Regions from separate parts of the Homo sapiens genome. Here regions 1, 3 and 4 are each linked to region 2. Evidence: chromatin loops called from intact Hi-C (ENCODE). Cell type or tissue: HCT116. All regions are shown on one strand. Links, peaks and the distances in the headings refer to the core of each region. The heading gives the core; the rest is flanking DNA.

Region 1 (7,667 bases), core at 1,694-6,693, 52 kb after region 2:
AAATAGTAAGATTTTGCCTTTTGTACATTTTATATATTTGCAAATTTTCAAAAATTACGTTTTGCTTTACAATAAATAATTCCATTTTCCATTGAAAGAAATAATCAATGTTGATCAAATAAGCAGGAATGTATTTGCATGTTTATGCCTTATAATTGTGAGACAGTAACTTACCTTTGTAAATTGATAGCAAACTGCATGTGTCTCTGTCTGTGGTTGTCTATGTGTGAGTACACTTACAGCTGCTGTATTTTGTCTTTTTTGGCACCTGTCATCTAACTAGGGTAATTTGTCAAACTCATTAATTAAAACAAAACAGATAACCTTTGAATAGAGGTTCTTCCACAGCCTCCCATCTGCATCTGCTTTAGGTAAGTAAAACTACATTCAAAATAAAGGCAGAGACCTTGTTTTATTCATATCTTTGTTCTTCCTGGTGCCTAACACGGTGTGTTAATAAATAATTTATTGAAAGAAGTGGTTTGAAATTGAATAAGTTTTAAAGAATCAGACCTCATGTATAGTAGCTGACATGGGCTATCAAAAGAGATCATTAAAAAGGAAAATGATTATTCTTAATTAAAGAGAGAAATCAACATTATTGTCTCACACCAACATCATATATTCATAATAATCATAGAAAAACATTCTATATTTCAAAATTTTTATTTCAGTGTTTTATTTGCTAAAGGGATATTTAAGGTTGAAAAGCATGTCATCCTTAAACAGCTTTTGTTTATACAATTATATCAGTTTTATTTTTCGGTTATTTAATTCACCTTTAGTCACTGACTACACGCAGACACAGAAAAGTTTATGTAGACATATATGTATTTCCGCCAACATAATAATACCGTCTGCATTTAAAGATCACAGATTTCTTAATTATTCCTGGTGATGATGAGGGAAGAAGGAGTGGTGATGGTATATAAATCCCAAAAGAGAAGTTAAATTCTTGGTATTTCCTCCATTTGATAAACAAGTATGGTCAAGCATATAAAATGTATATGCACCATGAATAGGACTGTGAGGAATTTAAAGAAATGTAACATACATTCTTGCTCTCTAGAAACCTAAATCTACGTTGCAAAACAGAACCATAAAAATCTGTTTAGAATCAGAAGCCTGGAATATGTGATTATCCAGAGGTCAGTAATTTAAATGGATTATTAAAACCTTGTGATAAAGGAGATACAAAATAGTAAGTGTGATTGGATTAGAGAAAAGTGAAAGAATATTGAGAGCACACATGTTTTGGGAAGACTGAATCAAAGAACAAGTAAGTTTTAGCTAGGAAGGAAATTAAAGTGAGCAAAAGTACAGAGGAAGAAATTAGTGAACTCTGCTAACCTTGTTTTTTTGTTCTTGGGGCCAGCCTGACCAGCTTAACTGATGGAAAAGCAATTGAGTACTAATTTTGTAAGACCTTTATATCACATTAGGACTGGTGTCTGCCAGGATTAACAACAACAAAACAAAACCCCTACATAATGGTGGTTTGGACAAGATAGATATTTTTCTGTGTGTAAAAGCCCACAGACAGCAATCCAAGACTGATGTGGCACAGCGTGGTGCCAGGGCCTAGGCTCCATCTGCTTTCTTGCTCTGATTTTCATGGCTTCATTCCACAGACAAACTAGTAACCCAAGATGGCTACATCAGTTTCAACCATCATTTCTCCACATAATATTCAACAAGGAGGAAAGGGAGAAAGAGAAGGGTATATCTTCTTGTTTAAGGATGTTTCCCAGAAATGGCCCAATTCCTTCAACTTGTATCCCTTGAGCCACAGTTTGCTGATATGGCCATAGGTGATTTCGTATGTGGCCAGGATTAAGGAAGACTGTGGTAGGCAATAAACAGCAATGGGAGGACAAGGATTTCTGCTCTTCTCCTTGAATTAGGGTTATATAGAATGTTTTCTTTCTTTTTCTTTCTTTCTTTCTTTTCTTTTCTTTTCTTTTCTTTTCTTTTCTTTTCTTTTCTTTTCTCTTTCTTTCTTTCTTTCTTTCTTTCTTTCTTTCTTTCTTTCTTTCTTTCTTTCTTTCTTTCTTTCTTTCTTTCTTTCTTTTCTCTCTTTTAAATGAGACAGGGTCTCCCTCTGTCACCCAGGCTACAATGCAGTAGCACAGTCATAGCTCACTGTGGCTTCATTCTCTGCAGTGGCACAGTCATAGCTCACTGCAGCTTCAATCTGCCTGTCTCAAGTGATCCTCCCGCCTTAGCCTCCCAAGTAGCTGGGACTACAGGCACACACCACCATGCCCAGTTAATTTTTATTTTTAGTAGACACAGGGTCTTACGAAGTTGCCCAGGCTGGTCTCCATCTCTTTAGCTCCAGCAATTCTCCCACCCTGACCTCCCAAAGTGCTCAGATTACAAAGTGTGCAAACCTGTATTCTGGCCTGGGTTATGTAGAATCTAAGTGAATATTTTAAAAATTATTTTAGTAACTCTTAAATTCATCTTATTCATTTAACATTTGTAGCACTCCTAATAAAGTTTTTCAGGATGAATGAAATAGGCATCCTACTTTCCTTGAAGCTTGCATTCTAAGTGAGGAAATCCCAAGACTATCATGTTGGAGTGATTATTTTTGTCAGTCAAATGATGTTGTGCTGCGTTGGAAATTTTTTTTTATTATAACATTTGTGACTTTTCACAACTTCCTATCTTTCTAAAGGTAATCAAAGGTCACAACACTTGCTTATTAATTTTATAATAAAGTACGATACTACATCATGTGTGGCTTGAGTAACAGCTGGCATAGTTGGACTTTTCCTTCTTTGTGCCACCAACTCCATCTTTGGATAATATTCTTTAATCTTATTGTTCTTTATTTACCTTTTTTTGTTTGTTTTTTGTTTTTTTTCTTGAAGAGTGCAGGCTTCTGAATCTCTGTCCTCAAACCACCTGAAATTTTCTAAACTTTTTCTAATTAGAGCATTTTAGAATTCTTTTTTTTTTTTAAGTAAAGATGTTGCTGGGTGTGGTGGCTCAACCTGTAATCTCAGCACTTTGGGAGTCTGAGGCAAACAGATCACGAGGTCAAGAGATCCAGACCATCCTGGCCAACATGGTGAAACTCCATCTTTACTAAAAATACAAAAGTTAGCTGGGCATGGTGGCATGCGCCTGTAGTCCCAGCTACTCCGGAGGCTGAGGCAGGAGAATCGCTTGAACCCAGGAGGCGGAGGTTGCAGTGAGCCGAGATCATGCCACTGCACTCCAGCCTAGCAACAGAGCAAGACTCCATCTTAAAGAAAAAAAAAAAAAGGAAAAAAAAGAAAAAAAGACGTCAAGAAGCAGTTTACTAATTTGTTCCTCAGCAGATTTTTTTAAAGTCTACAATTAATCTAGATATTTGAACTATGAAATTTGCTATGTTTTGTTTAGTATGCTCCTTTTGAAATTCAAGCAAAGGATCAAACTGGATGTTGGTGACATATGAAGTGTAGGAATTATGGGGCATTTAAAAGTTCTAAGATGCATGTATTGGAGTCCTCATCTTCAAAAACAGCTCTTTAATTAAACTTCAAGAGTCTGAGACTACAACCCAGGGACTTGCCACATACATACAAAAATGACAAAATGACTCATATGTGAAATGTTCCATTTTGATTAGACTGTGACCTTTGAGAGGCTTTGGAATGGCTCATTGATATCGTATGTAAAATAGCATGGACATTTATATAAAATGTACCTACTGAAAATACTTTAAGGATTTTTTATTGTGGATTAAGGAAACTGACATTGTTAGCATGTTGTAAATGCTGTTGTTTCAATAGTTTGAATGACCTCATTTATTCTTGACAGTTTTGCAAGGAACATGTAAATACGTTCCTTTTATGAGTGCAGTAACTGAGGCTCGGGGGTCACACGTGGTAAATGGCAGTGCTGGGATTCAAAGCCTGTGTTCTTCCACTAACCCCAGGCCTTTGCCATAGTATATTCATTACATGTACCACAAAGCACCACGAAAAAAAAAAATCAGTAATGCAGAAACTGGTACACACTATTATATTCACCCATGCATGAACAAACGTACACACAGCCTTCTCCCTATCTATATAATCTGAAGATCAAAGCATTAGATATAAAATGTTCTCTGTGAGTATGATACTGTTGTTTTAAGAAAAATCCTAAAATAAGAGCTCAGTTTTCCAGCGTGTATTATCCTAACAGGCTTCAAAAGGATCTCAATTCATCTCAATAATTCAGGGCTCCACTGCAGGTATTCTCCTTTGGCTATCCTCTGGGCAAAGGGGAGCACTTCAGTTTAATTTTTACCAAGTCAGCTTTGAAGGATAATTTCAGATTTCAAACAGTCTCTGCTGGGTATATTTATAAGCACTAGGTAATGTGCTCTGGGCAGTACACAGAGCTCATTTTATGCATTACCCCCACCCCAGTCTTCTCCTTTTGCCAAAATTAGAAATCATTTCCCACAAAGTTAGCCCAAATAAGACAAGCAAGCTTTTGAGTAGTGATGAAAGAGGTAATTTTGTTTTGAGTAATAATTTGTCTTACACCAAATACTGCTCTTGCCGATGATTGCATTACAGTACCTAATCTCTTTGATCAAGCATATGTGTATATATAGGTCTGTGGCTGAGTGTGTTTCTCTGAGAACACAAGGAAAAACTTAGAATTGCAAACAGAGGCATGCACAGCTGTTTCCTTCTATTCACTTCCTCAAACTCCCTTTCTAGCCGTTTTGCACTACACTGCCTTGAGCTGGCTTCTCAACTTAGATCCAGATCTCAACTCCAGGCCTCAACAAGTTTAAGTGTGAAGAGGTGTTGTGTTTATTAGCTGTGAATTCGTAGACCAGAATGAACCACAGCAAACCAGACAATGTTCCATGCTTCTGCCTGAGAATAACAAGCAAGTGGCACAACAAGAGATGTTAGGTGACAGAGTAATGCCACAGACATGAAGAAGAAATTGCCTGGCTGTCTCCCTGTAGCCAGTCGTCTATATAGTGCATTGCTCTTCCACTGCTGCCTGTCTACATGCTTGTCAGACCAGGCAAGTGATGTCTTAGAGGAGCTACATTTGATATTTCAGGAGTTTGGATCTTTTCCCAACTGATGCAAATCCTTTACTTAGTTTGATGATCGAGAGGCAGCACTTTTGATTGGAATGTTTCACAGTACGAGTAGTTACTTTAAAGAGCTGATTAATATGTACCTAAAGCTGTCCATTTTCTTTTTTACTTCCTTGCTTCCTCTTTTACATCCTTCTTTACTTCTCTATGCAATTTTCAAGACTACTTATCATTAAAAGCATAAATTACAAAGTAAATTATTGCACTATTATTATCAGTGAACCAATTAACGAAGAAAATTATATTCTTAGTGCTGCTTCATTGGGGAAGATAGGAGAAAATTAAACAGGAGAAAGCTATGTCTGTGGCAAAAATTAATTTTAAAAATAGAGGATGCTCCATCTTTCATATTGAGTAACCTAAACTAACCTTAAAGTGTAAATATTTGTTTAATTAAGAGTCAGAATAGAAAGACAATAGCGGTCCAGTTGAAGTGATTAGCGCACCTCATTTACATCTCACCATGCAGAAAAGGCCAGTGTAACACAGCCCTTTGTTTCTACCTTAACCAATTAATTCACTGAAAATTTGATTCAAGTTAGCCATCTGATACCACATAGACAAAAATAAACAATTAACTAATTGTATTTCACTGCTTTCATTGATTGTGATTTTTTTTTACAAGAGACTTCCCTTTTTTAAAAAACTATCAGGTTATGATTTGCTGAAGATCTTCAGTTCTTCAGAATGTTAGAGCTTTAGATGGTAAAATAGTTGCCGGCAAGACAGTGTTGTACTTGGCAGCTCTCTCCCACCAGATGTTGAGGGAGAATGCTGGCAGGGCTCCACCTCCAGTCCACCCTTGCCCTTTCATTTACCATGCCACTTCTTCCATATTGGCTGCCTTTGTGGTTTTAGTCAATGTTTGGGAAGATATTTTATTCTTGTTACAGGGAAGAAGGAAATAAAATGTGAAAAGAAGACTTATTTTTAGGGTATTTTGAGCCAAGAATTTAGAAATTGAGTTATATTCTCTCTCTCTCTCTGTCTCTCTCTCTCTGCCTTCTATTTCTCATTCTGTCTCCCTGCTTCTCTCCCCTCCCTCTCTCCCTCCCTTCCTCCCTCCCTTCCTTCCTTCCTTCCTTTCTCTGCCTCCCTCCCTCCTTTCTTTCCTTCTTCATTTACAGAAAAGGAACTAATATTTCCTCAACTCCTGTCATATACTAGGTACTTTACATCCATTAAATAATCAGGGATATTACATGTATGTTGCATCATTTAAAAGGTGTAAATATATAGGATAGAAATATTTAGCATCGTGCATTTATATATCCCGCTTTGAGGTTTCAGTTATGAAAGAACTATGGTAATTAAGACTGGACGGGATAAAGCCACATGCTAATGTCAGAAAAAGGTCTTTAACAGATAGCAAAAAAAGAAAATGTGGGTCCTAGAATGTGATTCCTCTAGTGGTATTTGAGTGGGGTTACAAAGTTCCAGTTTAGATTTTAATTGGAGAGGTAGAACTTTGCCTTAAAACAAATTGTTACAGGCAAAACTAATCTAAAGAAGTCAGAATTATAATGACATTTCCAAAAGAATATTGACTAGGAGGAGGCTGAAAGGAGCCATCTGAATGCTGAAATGTAACTGGATCTGGGTAGTGGTTTCATGGGATTTGTGTAAAAATTAATTAATCTGTGATTTGAGTTATGGACGTTTCACTGGATATATTATACCTCTCTTAAAGAAAAAAAAAACTTTAAAAAAGTAGCCTAAGTGCCTTCAGAACATGTATTCTCTCCCCCAGCATATAAATGAAATATATTCAAAATAGCAATTTCAACATGCAAATGTATTTTTAAAGGAGTTTTCATATCCATTCATATTCCAAACTAGACATCCTAAATTAACGACCAATTTGGAAAAATACATATATTACTTTCAGATTAAGGTATAGCCTTAGACATTTTAAATTGGGGACAGTCCTCCCATTGACATTAATAATAGTTTATGAATATCTTCCCTGAAATGTGAGACAAGCTTGAGTAATACAAACTCTTTTTATTGAAACATGTAAGTACAGCTATAAAACCCGATCTGTAGCAGAGACTCATTAAGCTACCGGACTACTCACTGAGGTAACAGGAAACGTTACATACATCAACAGATCATGATGCTTTAAGGATCGCTTGTACAGGCCATTTGGTCAACTTTTCAGACATATTAATATCATTAGTCACATGAACTTTAGCTAATAACTATAATCAGAAAGTGGTAATTAGAAACTTAAAGTAACATATATAATTTAATGTCAACCTATTGTTTATTTCAATCATAATTACCTAGAGATAATATCTTGCTTGAACAACAAAATAATAAACATTTGTTCTGATAATTAGTATTTTCTCCAAAACTTGGGCTGTATAGTCAAACATAATTAGTTCTCACTCATTTCATAAATTATCATATAAGCTAAGAGAGATGATTACTCTTTACAAGTAGTACTACAAATAAATTGTCAGCAGCTTTTCCCTATAGATATTATCCAGGATATCTACTGTATTGGAAAGCCAATTATTAATGTATAAATCTCATTGATTTTGATTTCAGATTT
Region 2 (7,667 bases), core at 877-5,876:
TTCTTTTCCAGTTCCAACTTTCTACCACCTAACGAGCTCTTCTTGGGCCCTGCGGCCAGACTGCCAGGATTGGTTCACATCTTGGCTGACTGTATAACTTGCTACCTTAAGAATTTTGGCCACTTACCTAAAACTCGCTGAGCCTCAGTTTCCTCGTCTGCATAATGGAGGTAATAATAGTACCTTTCTTAGGGAACTGTGAGGATTAAATTAGCCAAACCCCCAGAGGAAGCTAAGTCAACTACTATTATCTTGGTTTAAGTTTCTTAATAATTTTTGAGCCTTAGTTATCTTCATTCATAAAATGGAGTATCGTCACTACTGTGAAGATTAAATAAAATGGATGATATTGGTTAAAAGTACTTAATAAATGTTACTGAGATATGAATTAACTTTTAGCTGATTAAAATGCTTTAACTATTATTTGCCATTGCATCAAATATTTGAATAACAAAGCTTTTACTATGTTTGGTAAACTGCAACTTATTCATAGGATTCACTAATTTGGGTATTGAATAACCAGATACCAAACAACAATTGACTGACTCATTCAGATATTATTTATGGGCACCAGTGATAGGCAATCACAGTAGAGGCCACAGTTGAGGTCACTGAGGCCCCAAAAACCTAGACCTGCCGTGTGGCACCTAGTTTTAACTACTCTCATGATTTCTCATCTGACATTTAATTATAATATGATACCGAGGCCCAAAGTCCTAAACGTGGAAACTGAAAGGAGAGCCCCCTTAACTCATCTTCATTTGAACCTCAACAACAAAAAATTAAAAAGGAAAAACAGTTGCTCCCTTCTTAAGTACTGCCTTTTAAAATGTTCTTGTTGCACACTGCTTCAACTTTTCTCTGCCCACCAGGCTTCCATTTGTGATCTGTCTGAAATAACTATTTTTGCATAACACATTCTTTCTTCGCTGCTGATCTTCCCTGGAGCTGCTGCTGCTTCCCGTGGGGAATACAGATGAGGCTGGTGATGCACCAGGAGCAGGCCAGGGGACTCTGAGATGATGACTCTTTGTCATTGTGAATAATTCTCTCTGAATTCTCGGGTTTCTGGTGGGTTTTTCTTCTTTCTTTTCATCTTCTTGGTATAAATCTAGTTTTAATTATTTCACAGAATATTTGTCTTTCTGAAAGCTTCTCGTGCAAAACAAAGACAAAACATTAACATAGTAAAGTTATTTTATCAGTAGCCTTTCTCTGTGTTAATTAGGATGTATATCAATATGACATCATTATTTTCATTATTTAAATGTACTAAAGTTTAAATACTTGTAGCTTTTAGACATGAATTAAAAATAGAACTATTTTGAAACTGGTCATGAAGACTGAGAGGTTTTTTTTTTTTTTTTTTTTTTTGCCTCCTAAGGAACCGTTTAGGATGATTCATAAAGCATTTTCTGAAATAAAAGGCAGAACCGTACAATTCTGATTTTAAAAAATCAGGGAATTAGAGTACCTCAGTCTTGCAGCTTTAAAAGAGCAGAAGAAAAAAAGCATTGAACAAACTTTACATTCTCTTGATGGGTTTCAAAGAACATCAAAATTATCTAAGTCAATTCTCTTCTGCCAGACAGGAGTTCACTTGCATCATCAGCCTTTAAGAACTTTGATTCAGCGCACACAGACACCAGTCTCATTTTCCTTGTACTAGGTTACCTCTAGGATTTCTTTAGCCTACTCAAGGCACTGCCATCCTCCCTGTCTCCCAGGCTTGAAACTTTAGAGACTGTCTTCATTTCTTCTTTTCCTCGTCCCCTTTCTCTAGTCAGCCACTAAGTCCTACTTTTCATTTCAATGTCTTTTGTGTCAGCTTTCTCTTTTTCCTATTTCTATTGTCTTCTTCTTGACACAAATGCCTGGAAGGTGAAAGTATAAAATATCTTGATATTACCAAGGAATTAATGTGTGGAACTTTCACAATTAAATCACTACTGTCATTACTATCCAATAATTCATTGTTTATTTCTACACCTGCAGTTGCAGTTTACCTGGAGGTACTTTGCATACAGAAACATTTTTCATCACTTACTAAGTGAGAATAGGACCCTGGCCTAGGGGGAAAAACAACCACAGACAAACCATACTTCCCTGAGAAGCAGGAGCATAGTGCTGGCTAGTGAATTGCTTTCACAAACCGACCTCATAACTCTGTGCCTTAGAAAAATTAGAAATGGGAACATTTGGAGATCACTTGGGAAAACTTGAAATTATGAATGTTAATCTGTGATTGCTAAGGGAACGTGGTATTTCCTGCCTATTTTGTCTGTAGTTTGTCTCTTTCTCTTCTAATTCATTTTTAAAACTCTGCTAGATTAATTTTGCTAAAATAACGTTTTGCACTCCTCATTTCCTGTTTAAAAACATGTAGTGACTCACCATCAGTTTTAGAAATCGATTTAAAGGACTTCATGAAACTGGTTTCAGGCCACCCACAGTTTGGCCCATACCTATCTCCTGTTCTCCTTCATAAACCTTTCAAATCTAGCCAAATTGCTTTGTTCTTTGTCCCTGGAGTATGGCTTTCTCTTTCTTTCTTTCTTTCTTTTTTTTTTGAGACACAGTTTCGCTCTTGTTGCCCAGGCTGGAGTGCAATGGCACGATCACAACCTCCACCTCCTGGGTTCAAGCGATTCTCCTGCCTCAGTCTCCCGAGTAGCTGGGATTACAAGCATGTGTCACCACACCCAGCTAATTTTGTATTTTTAGTAGAGACGGGGTTTCTCCATGTTGGTCAGGCTGGTCTCGAACTCCCGACTTCAGGTGATCTGCCGGCCTCAGCCTCCCAAAGTGCTGGGATTACAGGCGGGAGCCACTTTGCCTGGCCTGGAATATGCCTTTTTCTATTGCTGTGCTTTATTCTGATTTTTGTTTTAGAATAGCTTTCAAATCTTATTCTGTTTCTTTAATCTCTCTTGTGTCTCTCTTTATGCCTTCTGGGCTTCACATGGGGACTGGTGTGGTTGTAAAGGCCCCCTGAGTTGAGATGTGGAAGCACCCTCTGTTACAGAGTGAGGGATTGACTCACTGAAAAGAACTATTCAAGTCATTCCTGAATTGCTTACCTTTGGTACTTCTTGATTTAGTAAAGTAGATTTCCTGTTTTCATATGAAAAGCATAATTGAATCATAGAGCAGGTACTAGGAATCAGACTGTCTGGGTGTGAAACCCCACTCTGACTTTTACTAGCTCTTGACCATAGGCATAGTTTCCGTATCTCTAAATGCATGTAAGGGTCCCTGTCTACCTTGTAGGGTGGTTGTGAGGATAAAAACAATACACAGCACATGATAAGAGCTCAATGAATATTAGCTGCTGCCTTTGTTATTCGTATTCATATTATTGTAGATATTTTCTGATGAATTTGATACTCGTTCACCATTTACTTCAACACATTTCGAGTTAAAAGATATTTCCTGCTTTGAGAATAAAATTATTTCAAGTTAAAATAAAAATTAATCTAATATACCCTTAAGTAGTAATGAGGCATGTAGTTAGTGCACTGAAGTAGTTATGTGCTTCCCAAAGTGGGAACTTAAAACAAAAAGGAATCTTTTAAGCTTAACAATTCCTTATGTTAGTCATATAATTATCCCTTTTCTCAGAAGCCTGGGGCCAAATGGATCTGTTCCTAGGAGAAAGGAACTGTCTCTCCTGGCTTAACAAAGATTCAGTTTAAAGGCTAGCTACCCTCTGAGTCATACTGCTTTCTGATCTTGGAGTGCTTGCCTCTGTCCCATGAGAAAGAAAGGTGGATGAACAGCACTTGCAGGAAGGAACTTTCATCTTTCTTGAAGCCAATCCAAGGCCTCAGATGCAGAAAGAATGCCTACCTTACCTCTTCAGGGGAAAAGGGGTTTGATAAAGGTGCTCTACATAATGCGAATCTGTTTTCATTAATTCATGCATTCATCTACTCTTTTATTATGCATTCAATTCCTCAACCATTTATTGAGTATATACCTGGTGTCAAGCACTGTGCTAGCTACTGGACACGTCAAAAGGAAAGAATGAGATTTTGTCCTCTGCCTTGAGATTAAGGTAGTTTTTTTGTTTGTTTGTATGTTTTAACATACCAAGTCCAGTGAAATCTTAAAATATTTTTTATATGGCTGGGCGCGTTGGCTCACGCCCGTAATCCCAGCACTTTGGGAGGCCGAGGCGGGCAGATCATGAGGTCAAGAAATTGAGAACATCCTGGCCAACATGGTGAAACCCCGTCTCTACTAAAAATACAAAAATTAGCTGGGTGTGGTGGCAGGCACCTGTAGTCCCAGCTACTCTGAAGGCTGAGGTAGGAGAATCGCTTGAACCCAGGAGGTGGAGGTTGCAGTGAGCCGAGATTGCACCACTGCACTCCAGCTTGGGTGACAGAGTGAGACTCCATCACAAAAAAAAAAAAAAAAAAAAAAAAAATTCTGGGAGTGAATGTGTTCTGAAGCAGATTTACATTTGCTAAATTCCATGCCAGGCAGAACAAATGTAATTCAGTGCATATTTGAAATTCATAAAATGGAAGTACTTGAGTAGTTGGAGAACCTGTTATTGAGGTGAAGAAACTCAATCATAATTAGAGTCATAATGATTACACTGGGTAGAGTCTAAGCAGCAATTTCTAAAATCCAGTGACTCTCTATTATCTCTGTGACAAAATGTTGGAATTTAAATATTACTTCTGGAAGGCCAGGTAATTTTTAGATGTGTTGGAACACTTTTATTGCCCCATAGCATAGCTTTAGATTTTTTTCTTTATCCCACCCTTTCCACCAATCTGGGAAAAGAACCATTTCCAAATTCTTGTACAGAGTAAATCACGTGCTCTTTAATTGTTGGAACTAATTTTAAATTTTGATACTGTTTATAAATTTACTAGTCAGAATTCTGTTACTTGATATGTTACTTTGGGTTTGAAAATGTTTCTCTTTTTTATTCACTGGTAGAATACCTGACTTTTGGGAGAACAGCAAATATTTCATGGTGGTAAACTTGTTTTAATTAGCTAACAGGACCATTCACAGTTTTTGAAGCATTCTGGCCAAGAAGTAATTTAGAGTGGAGGATAGAACTATTTTCTTCTTGAAAACAAGAAGGCAGGCAAGCAGTGTTCATAAGGATGACATATACAAGCAAATGTGGTACTTCATAAAAAACTGAGTTGGTTCTATTGTTAAGTAGCATATTTACTCCTTTTGACTTGGAAATTTTTTTCTTTTAAAAGTGGCCATGGGCTTTATTTAATAACTTTTACCAGAGAGCAGCAGAGAAGGCCATGCATATGTCCAAATGTATTGTGCTTTTTTTTTTCTGTAGAATCCACATCCTGTACAACCAAATGTATTGTATTAAAAATGAACTGTGATAGTAACTTGGTAACATTGCAGGAAGTATGCCTGAGCACACAGTGGTTCTCTTAATGTGGTTCTGAGATTTTCATGCTGCTTGTCTTTGTTGACTTAATCCCACTAGGAAGAGGTCTTCATAAAATTCCTTTTTGCTAGGTAGATAACCTGTGGGAGCTGTTTGTTTTTTCCTAAGCAAGGAGAATACCTACTTGAGTGCTAATAGGATTCTTAGTTTGGTTTTCTAATTGGAAGCCCTAATTAAGCTCTGACAAGATCTCTTTTTGTTGATATTTTGACACCCTCTTTGTTGACGTGATTCTTTGTTCAAAGATCTTTTAGCAGCTAAACAAACAAATGTGAGGTGATGACAATAATTTTATATTCCATGTACCAAGTGTTTATACAATTCTACTTTGCCAGTAGTATATAGTATCTTCAGAAATCTTGAACTATATGTGTACTGTTGAAATGAATGTTATTAAGAAAGATGAAATAAACATAGTAATTTATTTTTTGCTGATAGTTGAACTTAGCAAGTTCTATTGTTAAGGGATGTTTATTTGGTATAATGTCATGCTTTCTTTAGGTTCCATGTTGAGAAAAGCCTGAATTCTTTTCTTTAAAATAATGCCTGCCTCATTCAGACCCACACACAGAGTTTCTGCACATACAAGTCAGTCCACTGTCCCTACACAAAACCCTTTAATAGCATCTCTTTGCCCTTTGGATAGAATCCAAACACTTTACCGTCCTACCACTTCACCCCGAATGCTCAGAGGACTGCTTTCTGCTTTCTGCTTTCTTCTCCAGCCTTCTCTTGGTCCTTTCCCCTTAATCTCCAGACTCTAGATTTACTAGATACCTAACATTTAATGGAATTTGTTAAGCTCCCCTTTGACCCAGATAAACCTTACTCACCCTTTGGGTCTCAAATTAAATGTCACTCCTATGGGAAATCTTTATCGACAGAAGTATACCATCTAATGCTTTCGCGTTTTTTTTCCTTTTCTTTTTTTTAGTGAGACTAGTACACTTAGATTTACTTTTAATCACACATTCAGTGGCCTATGTTATCTGTGATCTTTCTAGAATATATGTTTATTTCTTGCAAGGACTGTTTCTCTGCCTCTTTCTTCATTGTGTCATACTGTGCTTGCCCCATGGTAGGTTATCTTAAATATTTGCAGATTGACTGGTTGATTGGTTGATAAGGAGAAAGAGTTGTACAAGGACTTAATGGCATGATAGAGAAATCTGTTTCTAGTAAAATTTACTCAAGTTATGTTATTGCATTTTATATTATTTTCTGTCCAAAATCTGGTCTTACAACTGCCAATTTTCTTACTTTGTTAGTAGCCTATGACATTACATGATCTTACAAAGTAAAATGTCTTTATTCAGCACCTACTACATTAGAATGTGATCATTTGGACAGGGTGTACTGACAGCTTTTAGAGGTAACTCATAAAAAGAAAAATCTTTTTCAAATATCCAAAAGCATTATAGATGTATTATTTTACTTACAAACACTTCTGCTAGTTATTCTCAATTACTCTTACCTATTTCTTATCAAGTTTCATAAGGATTTATGTTAATACATCTCAACCTAGATCAAAGTACTATATGATTTTCCAAATATTAAAAGTGCATTTTTATGTCTATCTAATCATTAATCTATCCAGTCAGTGCTTTTTAACTGGAAGAATAAATTAAAAACATCTTTAATACTAAATTGTGGATATTTAGAAAGAAATTTAGAATACTACCTCTGCTTTCTTCAAATATTCGGAAAAAATTCTTAAGTTTCAAATTTGTAGCAACTCAAATCTGCACCATACTTCTAGTTATGTTGAAATAATGAGGTTTTTCTATTTTGTATTTCCAGAATAATAAAATATTTGCATATGTATAGAAAAATAGGAAACTTGGCTGGGTGCAGTGGCTCACGCCTGTAATCCCAGCACTTTGGGAGGCCAAGGCAGGCAAATCATGAGGTCAGGAGATCAAGATCATCCTGGCTAACATGGTGAAACCCCGTCTCTACTAAAAATACAAAAAATTAGCAGGGTGTGGTGGCATGCTCCTGTAGTCCCAGCTACTCGGGAGGCTGAGGCAGTAGAATTGCTTGAACCCGGAAGGCGGAGGTTGCAGTGAGCTGAGATTGCGCCACTGCACTCCAGCCTGGGCAACAGAGCAACACTCTATCTCAAAAAAAAAAAAAAAAAAAAAAGGAAACCTTGGCTTAGCTAAATTTTGGGAATATTCTTTATCTTTTCCTTTGTTGAAAAATGAAATGAGAGTAAACATTT
Region 3 (7,667 bases), core at 1,621-6,620, 250 kb after region 2:
AATCTATTACAGGCCCCAGTGTGTGTTGTTCCCTGCTATATGTCCATGTGTTCTCATTATTCAGCTCCCACTTATAAGTGAGAACATGCGATATTTAAACCACAAATAGTTTAAAGGCGAAAGCATGGTAAAATATATACTAAGTTAACACTTATAAAAGAAAACTGGTATAGGTATATTAATATCAGACAAAATATATTTCAGAGAAAATAACATCATTAATGATACAGAAGCTCATTTCATAATGACTAACGTGTCAACTTGTTAAGATGACCTAACAATCTTAAGTGTTTATCTACCTAGCAAAAGAGTTTTGAAACCCATTAAGCAAAACTGGTACAATTGAAATAGAAATAATAGACAAATCCATGGCAATAATCAAAGATTTCTATATTCATTTCTCAATAATTGATAAAATAAGTAGACAGAAAACCAGTAAGGATATAGAAGACTTGAATAACACTATCAACCAACTCGACCTAGTTGACATTTATAGAACACTCTACTCAACAATAACAAAATGCACATTCTTTTCAAGTGTACATGGAATATTTACCAGGATAGATTATATTTGGGCGTAAAATAAGTCTCAATAAACTCTAAAGGATTCAAGTCATACAAAGTATGTTCTCTGACCAAAATGGAATTGACATGAAATCGATAATAGAAAAATATCTGAAAAATCTCAAAATATCTGAAAACTAAATAAAACAATTTTAGGTAAATTATGGGTCAAAAAATAAATCAAAAAGGAAATCGGAGCATTTTAATGGAGGAAAAAAATAAAAAAACAGGGCATGTCAATATATTTGCAATGCAGTATTACTTAGCGAAAATTTATGGAACAAAATGTCTATGTGAAAAATAAAGTTCTTAAATAACCTTCTATCTTAAGAAAATAGTAAGAGAAAATCAAATGGAACCCAAAGTAGGCAGAAGAAAGTAAATAATAATAATTAGGATTGAAATGAATAAAATAGTAAATAGTAAAACAAGAGAGAAAATTAATGGAATCAAAAGCTGATGTTTTGAGAAGCTTTAAAAAAAGATAAACCTCAGTCAGACTAATCAGGAAAAAATAAGAATACGTATATCACCAATATCACAAATGAGAGAGGAGACATCATTGCAGATTTTACAGATATTCAGTGGATAATAGGAAATCAAATGAACTATATATATATATATATGTATGTATATATATTCTACAACTTGGATGCAATGGGTAAATTTCTTGAAAGACACAAACCATCAAGGCTTACTGAAGAATAAATATGTAATACAAATAGCCCTACCTCCACTTGACAATTCAAAAAATAAGTTAAAAAACTTCACATTAAAAACTCCAGCCAAAGATGCATTCAATGATGAAATCTGCCAAACATTTAAGGAAGAAATAATACTAATTATGCAAATTTTCTTTTAGAAAATTGAGTGGGAAGAAATATTTCCCAACTTACTCTAGGAAGCCAGTCTTACCCTGATACTAACATGAGAAAAATGCATTTCAATAAAAGTAAAGAATAATATATTTCACAGGATGCAAAAATTCTTAACAAAATGTCAGCAAATCAAATCCAACAATATATAAAAAAGATAATACATTATAATCAAATTGGGTTTATCCTAGAAATGTAAGGTTAGTTTAATATTTGTAGCTCACCATTCACTAACACACACACACACACACATACACACACACACAAGCACACCAACAGATGTAGGAAAAGCAGTAGATAAAAGTCAAAATCTCATCACGTTAGGAATAGAAAGAAAATTCTTCAATTTGATAAGGAGCATTTAAGAAAAACCTACATCTAATGTCCTAATTAAGGAAAAAAAAAGTGCTGTTTCCTTCTAAGGATGTTTGCTCTCATTGTTTATATTTAATGTTGTGTTGGAGGATCTAGTCACTAAGGCATGTAAAACAAAAGGACATTCATATTAGATACAAAGATACAAAATGATCTTTATCCAAAGACTACATGATTGTCAATATAGAAAATCCTGTGGAATTTTAAAAAAGGTACTAGAACTAATTAGTTTATTATCACTGCAAGATAAAAGATAAATGTTCAAAAGTCAGCTGTGCTTCTGTACGCTAGCAATAAAATCAGAAATTTGAATTTTAAAACTTGTCATATATAGTAGCATTAAAATATAAAGTACATAGTCATGCATGTAACAAAAGATGTGTAAGATCTATAACGCAAAAGCTATAAAACATTAGTAAAAGAAATGAATGTATTCTTACATAAATGGAGAGATGTGTTGTGTCCCTGTATCACAAGACTGAATATTGTCAATATGTCAATTCTAGTCTCAAAGCAATCTATATAATTGATGCAATCATAATCAAAATATCAAAACAATATCTTTAAAGGTTCTTCTATAGGCCGATTCTAAAATTCATATGGAAATGCAAAAGACTAGAATAGCCTAACAAATTTAAGAATAACAAAGTTGGAGGACTTGTAATATTGAGTCCCAAGACTAATAATGCTACAGTAATCCAGAAAATATACTATTCATGTGAATACAGACAAATAGGTTATTTGAACAGAATACAGAGAATTCAGGAATACACTTGCACATATATGGTCAGTTGACTTTCAAACAAGGTACAGAAGAATTTCTATGAAGAAAATTAGTGTTTTAAAAAAATGATGCCAGAAAAATTGGATATCCATACTCCTTCCCCCAACAAAAACTCTTCAGTTCATATCTCACATAATATATAATAATTAACCCAACGTGGGTCATACACTGAAGTGTAAATTCTAAAACTAACAAGTGTCTAGCGAAAAACATAGGAAAAAAAATCTGTGACCTTGGATTTAGCAAAGATTTCTTAGAAACTATGCCAAAATTATAATTCTTAAAAGAAAAGAGTGAATCAGTTGGACTTCATCAAAATTAAGAACTGTGACTCTTTGAAAGACATTGTTGAAAAACAAGTCACATACTGCAAGAAAATATTTGCAAATTACATATAAGATAAAGGACTTACATACAGAATGCATTAAGAACACTAATGCTTACAATAAGAAATCAAACAATTTGATAAAGAAGTAATAAAAGATTTGAATAGACCCTTCACCCAAGAAGATATACACATGGAAAATAAACATAGGAAAAGATGTACTAACACCAAAAGTTAGTACAGAAATGCAAATTAAAGTGACAGTGTCTAAAATTCAAATATCTGATCATTTCAAGTGTTGCGGGGCAGAGATTGAGCAACTGGAACTCTCATACACTGATGGTGGGAATATAAAATGATACATCTGCTTTGGAAAACAATTTGTGATTTCTTAACAGATAAATACATACCTACCATCTGACCTAGTCATTTTACTCCTGCCCATTTTACTCCAATCAAAGCAAAAGAATATATCCACACAAAAACTTGTACAAGAATTTTCATTACAGCTTTATTGGTAATAGCCCACATCTGGTAACAATCCAAATAAGTATCAATTGGTCAGTGGACACATCATGGTATGTCTATATAATGGAATACTACTCAGCAATGAAAAGGAATGAACAATAGCACGCATGAATCTCAAAACAATTATGCTGAGTAAAATAAGGCAGACAAAAAAGTTTCATATTATATATTCTATTTTCGTAAAATTCTAGAAAACGCAAAATCATTTATAGTGACAGAAAGCAAATAGATGATTCCCTGGTGATAGGCAGGGGCTGGGAAAAGAAAGTATTACAAATAGGCATGAGAAAATTTGGGGGAGTGACAGATGTATTTATTAATTTTATTGTGTTGGTTTCATGAGTATATACATAAATTCAAAAGTCATCAGATTGTACATTTTAAGTATGTGTGATTTATTGCATGTCAGTTATATCTCAGAAAAGCTATATATGTGTGTAGACAGAGACATAGATATAAGAGAGAAAGAAAGAGACAGCAAGAGAGACAGAGAGATCAAGAGAGAGCATGAGAATGCCCTGGATTCTGGAATGAACTCTCACCCTTGATCCAAAGCAGGAAACAGCAAATCATCCTGTTAGCCTTTATTTTAAGGGTGCTTGTATTTTCCTAAATTCAGTCTGTAAGTTACCTCAGAATGATAGATGCTTTCTTCGTACCACTTTCCGTAACCCTTATAGTCATCTTGTGCTTTGGGCATCATAATGTGTATTTTATAGATTAGTTGCCTGAGGCAGTGAGCTATTAATTAACTTGCACAAGGTCACTACCAATAGGATTGCAAACCAAGTATCTCTTGCTCCATAGCACATACTCATTCCACTCCCACAAGCCCACCTTAGTAATCAGGTGGCCTTAAAATATGGTGTTCTGGTGTCCCCTTTCCCTCAGCAATCTCCTGCAGTTCAATAAGACTTCTGTTGTTCCTAAAACCCAGTTAATAAATATGAATGCAAAAATGCACTGCCAGGTCACTATCTTTGACCAAGCAAACAGGCTCTCCCTGTTTTTGTTTTGTTTTGCTTTGCCAAGTGAACAGAGTCAATTCATTGTCTTTTCTTTAACTTGTGGAAGAGTGCGGAATGCTTTTCCTGTTGAGTGAGGTAAGATGTCCCCAATATCTGGAAGTGTGGCTGGAGGCAAAATGCAGCCACACTTCCAGATATTGACACCTGCTGGTCAAAAACATGAACATCCAGAAAGAAAATGTAGAAAGACTAATAAAACATTATCACCAATCTTTTTGGATTTCAGACTTCTCAGTAAAAATGTTTATGCTTTCACCTATAATATATGTATATTTATATGTAATGTACAAATACTAACATATATGCCATAAAACATACAGGAATGAATTTTAAACATAAAATAAAGATGGAATAAACATTAATTTAAAGATAATATATTTCATTATTGGTGCCAAAAGACGATATTTTGAGAGTGATGTGAATGAATATTCTTCGCCATTAAAAAAGTCCTGGTTTAACCCATTGTGAATACAAAAAGTGACTATTTTGTTTAGTTTATTTAGTTTATTTCAATAATGTTTCAAATGGCTTTCATAGCTGAAGATGTTACTGCAGAGAAAAGCATAAACGCAAATGCAAGTGGTTTGCACTGGTTGTGCTTACTAAATCAATAGCTTCTACTCATGGATTATGCAAGATTTTGATTTTTAAAACACTGCTAGTAAATTTCTATCTCCTTGATGTAAGTCAGTTGTTCTTGCAAGTGAATGGAAGAAGTGTTGCATTTTTTTATTATTTTTTAAACAAGATTCTGTTAATAGTTTTTTAAGAGTGTAGGAGTTTTTATGTGATACTCACTATTTTCAGGAAAAGAAATAATGAGGAAAATGATTTCAAATACTCAATTTCAATGTTCTTTCCATTGCTCAGTTTTCTTTCATAAAACAATTACTTTCTCATTTATTGTAAAAATGTTACCTTTACCTATAAATGACAAAATAAATGTGTTGTTTTAAATATCTGTATTATATCAACAGTCTCTCTAAATTACAGATGGAAAGCAAAGTTGGAACACTTCTCTTTTTTAAAGAAAAAAATATAAGTTGTCTTGAAGTTCTGCAACTCTTTTTTTTCTCATTATAATTGGGATGAAATTGCATCTATGCTCCTTAGTATTAGATTTTAAATCTTAGTCCACCAAATTTTAATTTGCTTTATATCAGTTCTTTTTTTCTTAATTTTTATTTTATTTTATTATACTTTAAGTTCTTGGATACATGTGCAGAACGTGCAGGTTTGTTGCATAGGTATACACATGCCATGATAGTTTGCGGCAACCCATCATCTACGTTAGGTATTTCTCCTAATGGTATCTCTCTCCTAGTCCACCCACTCCAACAGGCCCCGGTGTGTGATGTTCCCCTCCCTGTGTCCATGTGTTCTCATTGTTCAACTCCCACTTATGAGTGAGAACACGCAGTGATTGGTTTTCTGTTTCTGTGATAGTTTGCTGAGAATGATGGCTTCCAGCTTCATCCACATCTCTGCAAAGGACATGAACTCATCTTTTTATGGCTGCATAGTTTTCCATGGTGTATATGTGCCACATTTTCTTTATCCAGTCTATCATTGATGGGCATTTGGGTTGATTCCAAGTATTTGCTATTGTAAACAGTGCTGCAATAAGTATACATGTCTATGTGTCTTTATAGTAGAATGATTTATAATCCTTTGGATATATACCCAGTAATGGGATTGCTGGGGCAAATGGTATTTCTGGTTCTAGATCCTTGAGGAATCGCCACACTGTCTCCCACCATGGTTGAACTAATTTACACTCCCACCAATAGTGTAAAAGTGTTCCTATTTCTCCACATCCTCTCCAGAATCCATTGTTTCCTGACTTTTTAATGATCGCCATTCTAACTGGTGGGAGACGGTATCTCATTGTGGTTTTAATTTGCACTCCTCTAATAACCAGTGATGATGAGCTTTTTTTCATGTTTGTTGGCCTCATAAATGTCTTCTTCTGAGAAGTGTCTGTTAATATCCTTTGCTCACTTTTTGATGGAGTCATTTGTTCTTTTCTTATAAATTTGTTTAAGTTCTTTGTAGATTCTGGATATTAACCCTTTGTCAGATGGATAGATTGCAAACACTTTCTCCCATTCTGTAGGTTGCCTCCGATGAGAGTTTCTTTTGCTGTGCAGAAGCTCTTTAGTTTAATTAGATCCCATTTGTCAATTTTGGCTTTTGTTGCCATTGCTTTTGGTATTTTAGTCATGAAGTCTTTGCCCAGGCCTTTGTCGTGAATGGTATTGCCTAGGTTTTCTTCTAGGGATTTTATGGTTTTAGGTCTTATTTTAAGTCTTTATTCCATCTTGAGTTAATTTTTGTATAAGGTGTAAGGAAGGGGTCCAGTTTCAGTTTTCTGCATATGAGTAGCCAGTTTTCCCAACACCATTTATTAAATAGGGAATCCTTTCACCATTGCTCATTTTTGTTAGGTTTGTCAAAGATCAGATGGTTGTAGATGCGGGGCATTATTTCTGAGGCCTCTGTTCTGTTCCACTGGTGTATGTATCTGTTTTGGTACCAGTACCATGCTGTTTTGGTTACTGTAGCCTCCTAGTGTAGTTTGAAGTCAGGTAGCATGATGCCTCCAGCTTTTTTCTTTTTGCTTAGGATTGTCTTGGCTATACTGGCTCTTTTTTGGTTCCCTATGAAATTTAAAGTAGTTTTTTCTAATTCTGTGAAGAAATTCAATGGTAGCTTGATGGGGATAGCATTGAATCTGTAAATTACTTTGGGCAGTATGACCATTTTCACAATATTCATTCTTCCTATCCATGAGCATGGAATGTTTTTCCATTTGTTTGTGTCCTCTCTTATTTCCTTGAGCAGTGGTTTATAGTTCTCCTTGAAGAGGTCCTTCACATTTCTTGTAAGTTTTATTCGTAGGTATTTTATTCTCTTTGTAGCAATTGTGAATGGAAGTTCACTCATGATTTGGCTCTCTGTCTATTATTGGTGTATAGGAATGTTTGTGATTTTTGCACATCGATTTTGTATCCTGAGACTTTGCTAAAGTTGCTTATCGGCTGAAGTAGATTTTGGGCTGAGAGATGATGGGGTTTTCTATATATACAATCATGAAATCTGCAGAGACAATTTGACTTCCTCTCTTCTGATTTGAATACCCTTTATTTCTTTCTCTTTCCTGATTGCCCTGGCCAGAACTTCCAATA
Region 4 (7,667 bases), core at 1,418-6,417, 220 kb after region 2:
TATCTTCTAGACTCTTTATGGTTTAAGGTCTTAGATTTAAGTCTTAGATCCACTTTGAGTTGATTTTTATATAGGGTGAGAGATGAGGATCCAGGTCTTGGAGCCGTGGATACCAGCACCTGCTCCGGTGGAGGTAGCAGGCGGGTGAAGTGGACTCTGTGAGGGTCCCTGGTTGTATTTTTGTTTAGTGCACTAGTTGTGTGTTGGTTGGCCTCCAGGCAGGAAGTGGCACTTTCAAGAGTGCATCAGTTGTGGTCCTATAGGGAGAATTCAAACTTGCCCTAGGGACACCTGGTTAAGTATACAGGTTTTTCAGGCAGTGGGCAGGGCCTTAGAACTCCCAGGAGATTATGACCTTTGTCTTTGGCTGCTAAGGGGGTAGAGAAAGTTCACCAGGTGGGGGCAAAGACAGGCATATCTGAGCTCAGACTCTCCTTGGGTGGGGCTTGCTGCAGCTGCTGTGGGGGATGGGGTTGTGGTTCCTAATCCAATGAAATTATATTCCCAGGGGAATTATAGCTGCCTCTGCTGAGTCATACAGGTCCCCAGGGAAGTGGGGGAAAGCTGTCAGTCACAGGCCTCACCTGCTTCCACACAGCCTGCAGTCCAAAAGGCTGGTCTCACTCCCACCGTGCCCTCCGAACAGCACTGAGTCTATTCCCAGGCAGCCAGTGACCAGGGTTGAGAACTTGCCCCAGATCATGAGCATCCCCATTGAGAAAGCAGGCAGACTCAGTTTTTCAGTGTCTCAGGGAGACTGCAGGGGTGATCAGCTCCTTCAAAGGGTCTGTGGATTCTCGGCTTTCCTGGCATGTTCCTGCAGTAGTTCTTGGAGCAAAAGTTCATGATGTGAGTCTCTACACATTGATCGGTGTATTTGAGCAGGAGTTGCAAGCTACTTCTGCCTTCTATCCGCCATCTTCTTCCTGATGCACATATTTTCTAACTCTGTCCACAGAGACGGCCTAGAGGAAACAAGAGTCCAGTAGCAATGATCATACCTAATTTCCCTGTGGTTTCTGATTATTCAGGTCTCTGGAGAAATGGTTGATTCCAAGGCCGGGTTAAGGAAAATATGATAAGATCCTAGAAAATCTTTTGTATCCTAAAATAAGAAAGTGAACACAAATTAGTAAAAAAAACTGGTAAAAGATGAATAATGTCTGTAGTTTAGCTAATAGTATGCCCCATTATTAATTTTTTGGTTTTGAAATTGTACTAAAGTTATATAAGATAGGGAAAGCATAGAGAGGGATATGTGATAAGTCTGTCATCTTTTGGTAACTTTTCTGCAAGTTTAAAGTTATTCCAAATAAAAAATTTTAAAAACACAAAAACCATGTAAAATGCTACTACTGAAAAAAATTTAACACAATGTTTTTTGACTTTCTATGTGTATGTACCTATGTTTGTTAAACAACAAGAACAACAACAACAAAATATTGCTTGGTGTTTAAGAGCACAGATGCTGGAGTAAGAGAGACTGCGTTCAAATCTCAGTTATCCTAACTACTAGCTTTGTTCCTTTGGAAAAATGTTTCTCCAGTCTTTGCATCTGTAGCTCATTTGAAAAACAGTAATAATAATAGCTTTCTCACCAAGCTGCGCAGGGATTACATGAGTTACTACATTTATAGCACTTAACACAATGTCTAGCACATAGCAAGTTCTCAATAAATAATTGTAAAAATCACTTACTGTCTTGTAACCCTGGACTAGATAAGTATTTCAGGGCTCTGGATGTTTAATCTGTGTGAGTTACTTGGGTGGGTAAGAGAGACACTTTCAGACAGAGCTAAAATCATAGGTGTGAAATCTAGAATCACACAATAAGACATTAATATAATTATTGTGCCTTTTAATTAACGGAAAGTTTTGAGTTTGAACCACTGTGCTGTCAGTTCAGACACTAAATGTACCTACATAGCTGCAGTTGATTTGTGTCTTACATGTTTATTTTCTTCCTTCATGAGTATTAGTTAAATAACTACACAGAGTAAGATTATATGGAAATTGTATAATAAAATACCAAGTATGCTTGACTCCCACTAACTTCCTTCCCCAAAATTCAGAAACAACAGGGAATCAAAACAGAAACAGGGGAACAAACCTTACTGCTGCCAACAGTACTGGTTGCCAGAAGCCATAATCCAACCAGCCTGGAAATCTCTTGCCTAGAAGCGACATGCTGAATTAGCTGATCCCCAAAGGGGATCTCTAATGAACTGAGTATATTTTAAGAATCTGGTCAGCATTCTTGGAAGTTAGTAAAACAGAGCCAACGCTAGAGCCCCATCTAATTACCTTTTCCAAATCTTCAAGTAAATAGTGACTCACTGAAAGAAGGAAATGCAAGGCCATTTTCTTTCTGGCAAAGATTGATATTCTACTCTATGAGTTAAGATTGGAAGGAACATGAGACCCACATACTTAAGCACTGTAAAGATTAAAACAGCAATTGCAGCATATTGCTGGCTTTTCCCCTTGTCATTCATTCCATCCATATTGTTCAGGCGAAAGCATTATTGAACAGATGGGCTATGTCCTGAAGGTTGGAGAAAAACATAATAATTCAGCTGACAGCCAGATTGGGAGAGAAACACCCTGTGGTGGAAACTCCTTACTTTGAGAGACACTTTATCAACAACATTCATTGGTATTTTAGGAACACAGCAGCTGATTTGACCCAAGTAGTCCCTCAGGGAAATGGGTGAATTCGAAGCTAACAACATAAACATGAGCTTATTCATAATAAATGCATGACCATGGAGTTTCTGTCAAAATAAATTGCCTTCTGTTGTTTTATCCCACTTAGACTTATACATATTCAAGAGTAACGCCAATATTGGAGATGTTTGAATCACCAAATTTTACTTTTAACTGTTGTCACAGAAACCTAGAAAACCCACCACAACCATTTTTTAATGAACTTTCCCAAAGTACAGGGAATATGTTATTTCTACCTCTGAAATACCTATTTGTTTCTTCTCTTTATCCTTTACCAATGTTTTCATCTTCTGTCCTGTGCACTAGTGCAATGCTTCTCAACAAGTCTTTTATTCCCTTCCCTTAAATTCATAGCTATGTCAAATCCCTTCATCAAATCCTTTGATAGGTCTCCATTTTGCACAGACTGAAATCCAAGCTTCTTGGAATGGCTTGCAACTATTTCAAAATCTGGTCTCAACCTGCCTTTCCAATTTCAACTACCATTTTTTTTTTTTTTTTTTTTTGAGACGGAGTCTCGCTCTGTCTCCCAGGCTGGAGTGCAGTGGCATGATCTCGGCTCACTGCAACCTCCACCTCCCAGGTTCAAGAGATTCTCCTGCCTCAGCCTCCCTAGTAGCTGGACATGTGCCACCACGCCGAGGTAATTTTTGTATTTTTAGTAGAGACAGAATTTTGCCATCTTGGCCAGGCTGGTCTCGGACTCCTGACCTATGGTGATCCACCTGCCTCAGGCTTCCAAAGTGCTGAGATTACAGGTGTGAGCCACTGTGCCCGACTCAACTACTAATTATTTTTTGTATCCAATGTTATGTAACACACAGATGTCATATACTCTCACACTTCTGTGCCTTGCTTCTCATTGTTCCTTCTACTGGAATGGCTTTCTCCTTTACTTCTAAAGTTGTAACTTGACGGTATTCTAATTATCCTTTCCATCTCAGCTCAAATATATTTTCTCTGATGCTCTCCCCTCTCTACTCTCCTGGTTTGAATTAATTACTGGCTTATTGCTCTACTTATACAACTACTACCAAATATATCATAAAGTATTGTATTTAGTTATGCATATACCTGCCTCTACAGATTATGAATTGTTTGAGGGCAGATTCCATGTCTTACTCATGTTGGCTCATCTCTGCTTTTCTATTCTTAGTAGAAGTTTAATAAATGTTAAGTGTATGTATGATCAAATGATGAATGAAAAAATAAATACATAGCAAAATATTGCAACCTAGGGCCTTACATACTCTCAGAGACTTAGGTAAAGGTGACTAAATCTATTGGTGTTTGGATGAACCTTCTTCAATCTATGGGACTGTCCCTTGCATTGTGGACATAAAGCATGTAAATGGTGCTCTGGAGTTATCATGACAATCGAAAACATTGCCACACATTTCCAAATGCCCTCTAGCTGCTGTGTGGGTAATATCACCCAGGTTGTAAACAGTTGCCAGCTTAGCCTCTTCACTGTGCTTCATAAGAAATCCAAGCAGACTTATGATCTTGTGTGTAGGAGTATGGGATGGAATAATATTATGCATTACACAGCCTTCTCTCAGCTTATTGACTTCACTTCTCTGGATTTTTTCCCTCAAAGTTCTTACTTCCAAGACTTGACACTCCTGCTGCCTTTGTTTCATAGGAACTATTATCCAATCTCTACCTTGCCAATTCTTTTTTTGTAGAGAAAATGGGCCAACCTGGATGGTCTGTTTTCTCTTCCATGATTTTCTATTGGTTAAAGCCTTATCATTTTATTATTTAAAATATTGCATATTATACTAATAGTTCTAAGTTTCTTGTAGGCATTCTCAAATATTACTTACAAGTTCTTGAGACAGCTCATTCTAGTTAAAGGACTGTTATGAATGGAAATGTTTGTGTCCCCACAAAATTCATATATTGAATGAAGCCCTAACCCCTAGTATGGCATATTTGGAGATAGGACCTCCAACTCTACAACTAAAGAAGCGATTTGAGGTTAAATGCATAAAGGTGAGGCTCTGCTCTGACAGGATTAGTGTTTTATAAGAAGAGACAGCAGAGAGCTTTCTCTCTCTGTACACACACACTAAGGAAAGGCCAGAGAGCACCCAGTGAGATGGCAGCTGCTTACAAGCCAAGAAAAGAGGCTTCAGGATGAATCCCATCTTGCCATCACCTTGATCTTGGACTTTCAACTTCCGGAAAAGTAAGAAAGTAAATGTCTGTTGTTTAAGCCGTCCAGTCTATGGTATTTTGTTATGGCAGCCCGAGAAGACTATTGCAGGGCTCGTGATTTGTTCCTTAGCTTTAGGCTTAAGAGAGCTGATTGGAGAAGTTCTGAACTGACATCTGCTGATTAGGATGTAATGTTATAGAACTACTGAACTATTACAGCAAATCCTAAATTACCTTCTATTCTCCACCAAGTCCTATTTGGACTCCCTTTCATGCCTTCGGTTTCTCTGTAGATCACTGCTTGGTCCATACAAATGCCCTTCCCATGGAGTTCCTCTGCAGCATGTCTCTGCCCAGCCTCAGTCGAATATTCTGATATTGATGTTTTCTTGCTTCACAAGGTTGTGATGATAGTTTTAATTTGCATAACCTGAGACTGAGTGTGCAGAAGCCCTACTCCCACAGGTATTTGCTACCTTTCTTCTCATCTCTATCCCTAGGCATACAGGAGCACTTGATGGGAGTTTCTATATTGAAGTAGACAAAGTTAAAGTATGGCTACAAAGAGTGCTGGGCAGTCTGCTGGAATGAGTTCGCAATGACTATGCTGCTGTTGGCCAAGAGAAAGCTCAGTGCATTGAGAAACATACCCAGCACGAGACAGTGAATGCTTCCTGTGTAGATTCCTTGACAGAATGTGTATTCCTGAGGCACAGATTGCCTGAGAATTTCATTATGCTGACACAGGAAAAAGCTAGCTGACCAATCTCTGCAAATACAACCACATTTCTCTCCCTTCCTTGCGCCTTTCTCCCGGAGGGCCTGTGGATGATCTCTCATTGCCTGCTTGATCTTTTGATCACAAAAGAGAAAAGCTCTGATGATCTGAAACTGAAAATAGACTTAGATATGTTGGCATCATTAGATCTCTAGCTCTTCCAATCCATTTTTATAATTCTCATGCCAAGCCTTGCTAACTAACTGCATCTCTTCCCATCCTCAGGATTTTGTTTAATCTGCTTCATCATCATGGAACCTTCCCAGGTGTACTCCATCCTGCTTGTCAGTCACTTCAAAGTCGTCTCAACACTTGTGTTTAATTATACCTTGTTTATGTTTCTAACTGTGCTTTTAGTTTCCTTTTGCTGTGTTCTTATGAATTCTGTGGATGTTTGCCTTTCCTTCTCTAACAACAGCAACAACAGTGACAAATGACAACACCATCATTTGTCGAGTCTAACTATGTCCCTGAGTTACACACTTTAGAAACAAATGGTATTTTGTTGAAACCTCATGATTATCTTTCGATATTTAAAAAATTATTTTCTCTGAAAAGTAATATATTAATGCATGCACACTGTGAAATATTTAAACAAACAGAATTGTTTATAATGAAACTGAAAGTTCCCCTCCTACTCTTTTCCTCATTGTTACCATTCATAATTGTGGGATGTGATTCCTTTAAGATCCTGTGTGTGACTGTGTGTGTGTGTGTGTGTTTATATGTGATTTCTTTGTTACTTAACAATATATCTTAGAAGTAGCATGAGGAAAGAATAATTTTTCTCGTGCTGTAGACAAAGAAACACAGGCTTGGAGAGGTTAAAGAACTTTATCTTATTAGCTAGTAGTTTCTGTTGTCTGACAGGTTCCTTAAAGGCAGTATAATCTTTCTGTTGTATGTTCAGTTCCAGTGCCTTCTACTCTAGTTTTTATAGCTGCCTTATTCTATATCTTCAATGCTTCCTTTATACTCTCATTGTTGAAGGTGGATCCTTGTTTCTGTCCATGTGCTTGAGTATCAGTAGCCTGCCTGGTACCTGTGATTTGGGTCATGCTTTAATTTTGCTTTGCCTTATTTAGATAGTGCATCCCCCACTGGAAGAAACTTTCCATCTGCTGACAGGCTTCCTGATGCTGCCTCTCTGCTTCTAGAATGTTACTTGCTCCTGAATTTGCTATATTTTCAGATTTGACATTTGACTTATTGGAGCTACTTTTTAAAATTTTCTTTCTGAGCATCTGCTGTATTGTATTAGTTGTGCTGGGCTTTTCTGAGTGCCTAAACTGAATTGACTTTCTTCACTCCTCTCCCATGCCCCTTTATATGCCTTACTTCACAGGCTGAATCCTGTTCCAGGTCCCTTGCAGCATGTTTGATCCCACCAAAATCCTGCCTGCTTTGCCTTGAGGTGAAATGCAACTTTAGAACATTAGATCTGTCCTCAACATGAATTGAGATGACAGTACATTTCATGGAGAGAAGCAAATAACACAGACAAGGCTGTGGAATAACATAAAACAGATGAAGTGAATTAACAATTAACATGTTTACTTCTCATTTCTTTAACATTTATGTAATGATTACTGTATTTAGGCTAACCAGCAACATTTCCGTTCCTATCCTGAGCTTGATTTTTTTTTTAAGTAAGGAATAATACTTGCTTTTTTCTTTTTCTTTTTCTTTTTCTTTTTTTTTTAGACAGAGTCTTGCTCTGTCGCCAGGCTGGAGTGCAGTGGCGCAATCTTGGCTCACTGCAATCTCCTTGTCTTGTGCTGGCATTCAAGGGGATGCTTTCAGCTTTTCCCCAAGACATATTTCTTTATGAAATACAGTTTGTCTGTTTGTTTGTTTGTTTGTTTGTTTTCTGAGATGGAGTTTTGCTCTGTTGCCCAGGCTGGAGTGCAGTGGCGCAATCTCAGCTCACTGCAATCTCCGCCTCCCGGGTTCAAGCAGTTCTCCTGCCTCAGCTTTCTGAGTAGCTGGGACTACAGGC

What was found. A loop is a pair of places that touch in the nucleus more often than their neighbours do. Peaks named below come from ENCODE experiments on the same cell type or tissue, not always from the same donor. Only the 100,000 strongest peaks of a DNase experiment are listed, where the experiment ranks them.
Region 1: it touches region 2 in a loop (2.1-fold over the local background); 5 of 110 quality-filtered maps call a loop at or near these places.
Region 3: a loop joins it to region 2, with 3 times the contacts of the local background. A loop is called at or near these places in 5 of 110 quality-filtered maps.
Region 4: it touches region 2 in a loop (2.3-fold over the local background); 3 of 110 quality-filtered maps call a loop at or near these places.

The regions. Positions count from the first base shown.
Region 1 is chr4:101,100,778-101,108,444 of GRCh38, reverse strand. All of the region lies in intron 3 of PPP3CA (protein phosphatase 3 catalytic subunit alpha), which reads left to right. Among named protein-coding and RNA genes, the nearest start is that of MIR8066, 140 kb to the left of the region's middle. In HCT116, for the core only: no CTCF peak of the experiment used is centred there; a DNase peak (open chromatin) is centred at 3,603; H3K27ac peaks cover 5,000 bases.
Region 2 is chr4:101,151,574-101,159,240 of GRCh38, reverse strand. All of the region lies in intron 2 of PPP3CA (protein phosphatase 3 catalytic subunit alpha), which reads left to right. Among named protein-coding and RNA genes, the nearest start is that of MIR8066, 85 kb to the left of the region's middle. RefSeq lists an enhancer at 3,487-3,988. In HCT116, for the core only: no CTCF peak of the experiment used is centred there; DNase peaks (open chromatin) are centred at 3,188 and 3,710; H3K4me3 peaks cover 2,286 bases; H3K27ac peaks cover 5,000 bases.
Region 3 is chr4:100,904,575-100,912,241 of GRCh38, reverse strand. No RefSeq gene overlaps it. Among named protein-coding and RNA genes, the nearest start is that of LINC01218, 28 kb to the right of the region's middle. In HCT116, for the core only: a CTCF peak has its summit at 4,625 (motif pointing left); DNase peaks (open chromatin) are centred at 4,402 and 4,559.
Region 4 is chr4:100,931,746-100,939,412 of GRCh38, reverse strand. No RefSeq gene overlaps it. Among named protein-coding and RNA genes, the nearest start is that of LINC01218, 55 kb to the right of the region's middle. In HCT116, for the core only: a CTCF peak has its summit at 4,128; a DNase peak (open chromatin) is centred at 4,142.